2 separate regions of the Homo sapiens genome follow, and region 2 is linked to region 1. The links are chromatin loops, found by intact Hi-C in ENCODE. Cell type or tissue: breast epithelium. All regions are shown on one strand. Links, peaks and the distances in the headings refer to the core of each region. The heading gives the core; the rest is flanking DNA. Region 1 overlaps CAB39L (calcium binding protein 39 like). Region 2 overlaps DLEU1 (deleted in lymphocytic leukemia 1).

Region 1 (2,813 bases), core at 292-2,791:
CATCCCAGCTCCTCAGCATGGCCTCAGTGGGCGCACCCATGCCTCCCGCAGTCCAGGTGAGCAGGGGAGCAACTGAGCAGGAAGAGGATGGATCAACAAGGGTCACGGGGAATAGGGGACCCACGGGGTGTGACCTGCTTGCTAGAGAACTGTGAACATGTGGCTCTGGATAGAGTGACTGCTGCTCCATATTAGCTTCCAGAGGGTGAGTGAGGGACAGAATATTTCCTTCATAATGGTCATGGGTGAATGCTTTCTGCTGTAAGTGTCTTTTAGAGTAGGAATCAGCATAGTGGGATGCCCAGCAGGCACAAACCATGGGTCCAGGGAGTCTCAGCGGGGAACTTCTATCAGTATCAATAACCATTGGAAGGAGAAATGATTCATGTGTGAAAAAATTCTCAGATCCATCAATAAATTTTTTTCAGAGCCATTGTATCAGATGTTGATAAAAGCAATTTTTTTCTAATAAGCTGTCATTCTATAATTGCCCATCACAGTCTTTAGTGAACACATAGAAAGCCTATACAGTTTTGGTCCTGAATAGTCTCTTGTGACTAGGATGATTGAGGTGTTAATTCCTCTTCCTTATAAAAAGGCTTGGAATCAAAAATATTTTAAAAGGCCGTGGTTTCGTTTCAGACATCAACCATCTAAAACGGGATTTTAAAGCGATATTTTACAAGAATGAAAGGCACAATTGTTGATCTGTATTTTTTACACTTCAGTTTCTAAATCATGAATCGTTGCCTTCCACAGGAACCCTCCCTTATACATTACTTGAGTGTTGTGTAGTTTTTCTTCAGCCAGGTATTTCTCTGCCTAGAGAGGGGAAGAGAAATGTGTTCTCCAGGACTGATCCCCTTTGTAGATTTTGTACCTGAAGAGTTACCTGGCAGGGCACCACCCTTGGCTAGGCCCAGGTGTGTGTTTCTTTCTTGCCTGGCATGGACCCCGAGGCAGGTGATGTGGGGCCTGGCGCACCTCCCCGCTTTGGCAGCTGTGGCCTCCCTGGCCAGTGCCCTTGCAGGAGGCCGGCCGGCAGCCTGATGACCCGTACTCTTTAGTCACTGACGTCAGATTATTTTTATAACGTTCCCTGACAGTTCAGAGTCCCTTCGAATTGCACTTTTCTGGTTTCGCTTATTTAATTAAAAGAGATGAGTGTAAGTATAAAAAATGAAGGTGAAATAACCATTGGAATTGTATTTGGTTACTTAATACTGTTCCACAACATCTTGGGACGTCTGTTTTCCTTTGGAGAGTGAGGCCTTGTTATTATTCTTTTCTGATAAAGAAAACATTTTATTTCCTTTGGGCTTGCATTAGCTCTTTCCTAGCAACCCATTATCCCAGCTCAGTACCTTTCAAACAGAAAACTAGAGTCTGGGGTTTTGTTGTGATCTGAATTTGTAAGTTATTAATGTGAAAGGGGGAGCAGGAAGCTCCCCCTTTGCACAAAGGGGGATTTGTTTGCACAAAGTTCACTGTAAATACTGTGAGAATTGAATTCTGAAAAGGTCATATTTAGTGATTTCAAAAGCACACATTTAAATGAAGACTGACTAAATAAAAGGTACCACACACTTCTTGGTTGGTTTCATTCCATTGCATGTGTGTGGCTGTGTTTGTTCTTGCCACCGTTCCAGGCAGGGAAAGCCTTATGCTGCCCCAGGGCCCCAGCACACCTTCCTGTATGCCCCACCAACCAGTGACCCTGCACCCGTCCCATCGTCAAGGCTGTGAACTAGGGATGGTCCAGGGCATCAGAAACCATGTGGAACTCTCCCCCACTGCTGCCTGGGAGGTTCCCCAGCTGGAAGCGTCCTAGCGTTAGGCCAGTAGGGACTGAGATCATAATGTTCTTGGACGAGGCTCTTGGCCAGAGCCAGGCATCTGCCCAGAAGTTAGGATTGCTCCTGGAGAAAACACTCAGGAGCACCCTCCCCTTGGAAATGTCCCAGACCCTCAGCCTCATAGGCGGACCTCCTTTGATGGCTCTGGGGGAGCAATGTGGCTGTCCAAGGAGGGGCTGTGAGCTTTCCACAGCCCCCCTCACCAGCCAGACTGGTTTGTCTGCATTTCCCATGAGACACAGCTGCTGTGAGCCATAGCACAGTCTAGAAATTATATAAGACTGAAAGTGATTGTAACAATGTGAAGGAAAATGAAATTCAAAGATTCCTGGAATCGTTTTTAATGTCAAAAGATAGTTGTTTCAAAACAGATTTACAAATCTTGCTGGCCTGTTGTATTAGAGGACATTACGATTTTATGTCTTTTACTTGTTTTGCCATTTTATCCAAAAGAATATTATACATGTGGCATGAATGAACACCATCTCTTCATGAGTGTTCTTTCAGAAAGGTTTTGGATATTGTATTGGGGGCTCACAGTTAGATAAAGGTCTGAAACATATACTATTGGGATACCCTGAAAAGCTAGACTTAGTCTACATAAAAAGATTGAAAAGATTGAAGATGGATGTAAACAAGGTGTGATTTTGTTTTTGAAACATGGAAACTGCTGTTATGTAGCTGCCATAATAAGCAGAGAAAAGCTGAGTGTTCGGTCTGGTCTGCACTAAGCCTGCACAGACATCTCACTCGAGTCTCCACCTGATGGAGGGAAACTTGGACCACAGAGAGGGTGAGTAACTCCCTCCAGATCAGACAGCTGGCCACAGAGCCAGGATTTAGGGCCAGGGCTGACCCCAAGGTCCATGTCTTTGGAAACCAGGCTGTGAATTCAGGCCCCTCGGCCTATTCTTCAGCTCTCTGTCCCAGGACAGATAACTTCATCTCCTCCCAGCC
Region 2 (2,813 bases), core at 290-2,789, 830 kb before region 1:
AATGCTTCATAAGCTCATGTTCAAAGAAGGCAAGTAAGGACCGTGAGTGGCCAGAAGAATCTGGTGATGAAAATGAGCTATTAAATGGATTCATTACCTTGGTTTTCACTAATGAAAATGTTAGCGGCTTTGTGTTCCTCAATTACATTTAGAGGCAAAATGATGGCATTTCATTCATTTATTCAGTCAGTCATCATATACTTACTGTGCACCTCAGATGTGGCTGCCTATTTCCAGACCTGGAATACACAGAAGGCAAGACTTGATGCCAGGCCCCTCAGTCTACTGAATGCATGGCTGTTCTGGTGGTTGTCAGGGCGTCCCTCCTCCTCATCCATCTTCTTCAGCTACTGCAGTTCTTTATATACTAGATTTTTGTTAAAGTTTCATTTGAATAAAACATTCCTTTGCTTAGAAAAAATATGTTCAGAACTTTTTACTGTACTTTTTGTTTTTTTGAGACAGGGTCTCACTCTGTTGCCCAGGCTGGAGGGCAGTGGTGCTATCTCAGCTCACTGAAGCCTTGACCTCTCAGGCTCAAGTGATCCTCCCATCTCAGCCCCAGAATAGCTGAGACTATAGCCACGTGCTACTGCACCCAGCTAATTGTTGTATTTTTTGTTGTATTTGTTGTATTTTTGTGGTTTTGCCATGTTGTCCAGGCTGGTCTTGAACTCCTGTCTTTGCTGTACTCTTATTGGATCGACTAGATGCCCTAGAAATGAGTGGCATCCACTGACAGTTTTAAATGAACTCAGGGGTAAAACTATTAGCCAAAATGCCCCCCGCCATATAATGTTTTATAATTTATGTTGCCTATATCTACTTTGAAGACTTCCCATCAACCTTTCCCATCCATGGCACACTGAATTATCTAAATCTGTTTGAATCCTTAATCTATGCTAGTAGAATATAACCACATCCTTGTCAACATTGTCAGAGGCTGTAAAGCTGTTTTTCTCTAGGCCACCTCACTTTAATCAAGTGGTCTAGCTCTCTTTCCCCAATGCCTGTGTAAGCAGACTTTACAAGAACTATTGGAAAACTTTAAAATGAAGAGTTGGGGCCAGGCACAGTAGCTCACACCTATAATCCCAGCACTCTGGGAGGCTGCTTGAGCCTAGGAGTTTGAGACTAGCCTGGGCAACACAGGGAGACCCCGTCTCTACAGAAAATCAAAATATTAGCCTGGCATGGTAGCGCATACCTGTGGTCCCAGCTACTTGAGAGGCTGAGATGGGACGATCGATTGAGCCCAGGAGGTTGAGGCTGCAGTGAGCCATGATAGCACCACCGCACTCCAGTCTGTGCAACAGAGACCTTGGGCATCTGTTACAGCACATTTTTATAATTTACCTAAATAGGTATGTCTCTCACCCACTAGACTTGGAGGTCCTTGTTGGATAAGGAATTTGCCCTTATCCTGTATCTCTGTATCTACAGGCTCAGAAATCTCTGTATCTATAGGCTTGGCATAATTCTACTATTTCCAATAAATGTTTGGTGTTAAATTAATAAAAGAAAAGCAACAATAATAATTTGTCAAAATCTAATCCTATCGAACTAGGATTTTTTTTCTACCAATAGATTATTATGACACACCTGTTATTAGGGTTCATATGCTTTTTCTCCTATAAAATTAAATTAAGCTAAACAATTAAAAAGCACTGTAAAAAAACTTTTTTACAGTGCTTTGGGTTTTAAGAGTGTTCTATGAGGTGAATAGTATAAGAATAGTCACCCAGCTGTTTTAATTGAGGAAACAAGCCAAGGAGGGATAAAATGACTAACAAGTACTCACAATTTTTAGTATTTTCATAGTCAAGGATGTAGTGTAGCATAGTGAAAAGAACTTTGTCTTTATTGCTGGGTTTGAATTGGAGCTCTGTCATTTACAAGCTGTATGACCTTGAACAAGCTATTTAATTTTTCTGAGGCTCACTTTTTTTCTGCGCATGTTCTGCATATACAGGGACAGACAGCAGGCTCATCTGAAGGATTAAATGAATCTAGGAGAGTGTTTGGCACACGGCAGAAGCCAAGCAAGTCTTGTTTTCCTTCCTTCCTGATCGGCTGTCTCCAGTAGCAAGGACTCAGTTTGTCTTGATCAACGTTATATCCTCAGCACACAGCACGGTCCTTGGCAGGCAGAAGATGTTCAACAGATATTTGCTGAATTGATTGATTGATGTAATCCTAGGATTTTCGTTTTAAGTAAAAAGCTTTTACTTGTACCTATAAAATTTTATCAACTTATAACATTATAACATGACCATAATCCCTTCTCCAGTCACAAACCTCACATGGCCTACATGATAATGACAGCTGCCTTTAGTCACAACCCAGGGAAAGTGACCTAAGGGAATTTCCACTTAAGTGTAAGGCTAGACACGCATGTGTTTCTCTGTGTAATAAAGCAAAACTAATGGATAAGCATCTCTTTATTCTGAAAATTTTCTAGCAAGCAACGGTAAAGAGACATTAATTGCATTCTGTTAATTTAATTTGTATAAAGCATTCTTGATGTTTATTTTGATCTCCTTAATTTTTTATATTGGCAACCCTAAAATATAATTTATAGAGATATTATAAGTTCATCCAAGCCTATTTTTTTATAGGAATTTAAAATTTGCAAATGTGAATTCTCTTAATATGATTCCTTTTTAGACTCATCACCCTCTGGGTTGGGAAGGCACTCCATGAGAAAAGGGAAGAGAACACAGGCTTGAAGTCAGATGGGTCTGCCACTTACTCCCCAAGTGGCCTTGCATAACCTCACTGAACCTCATTTTTCTAATCTAAAAAATGGAAAT

What was found. A loop is a pair of places that touch in the nucleus more often than their neighbours do. Peaks named below come from ENCODE experiments on the same cell type or tissue, not always from the same donor. Only the 100,000 strongest peaks of a DNase experiment are listed, where the experiment ranks them.
Region 2: a loop joins it to region 1, with 31 times the contacts of the local background. A loop is called at or near these places in 1 of 110 quality-filtered maps.

What each region holds. Positions count from the first base shown.
Region 1 is chr13:49,307,423-49,310,235 of GRCh38, reverse strand. CAB39L (calcium binding protein 39 like) reads left to right here. Exons shown (of 11, transcript NM_001079670.3): 11 at 1-1,586. Among named protein-coding and RNA genes, the nearest start is that of CDADC1, 61 kb to the right of the region's middle. In breast epithelium, for the core only: a CTCF peak has its summit at 1,786; DNase peaks (open chromatin) are centred at 965 and 1,935; H3K4me3 peaks cover 864 bases; H3K27ac peaks cover 2,500 bases.
Region 2 is chr13:50,135,957-50,138,769 of GRCh38, reverse strand. The region is part of intron 2 of DLEU1 (deleted in lymphocytic leukemia 1); the gene reads right to left. Among named protein-coding and RNA genes, the nearest start is that of DLEU2, 12 kb to the right of the region's middle. In breast epithelium, for the core only: no CTCF peak of the experiment used is centred there; no DNase peak of the experiment used is centred there.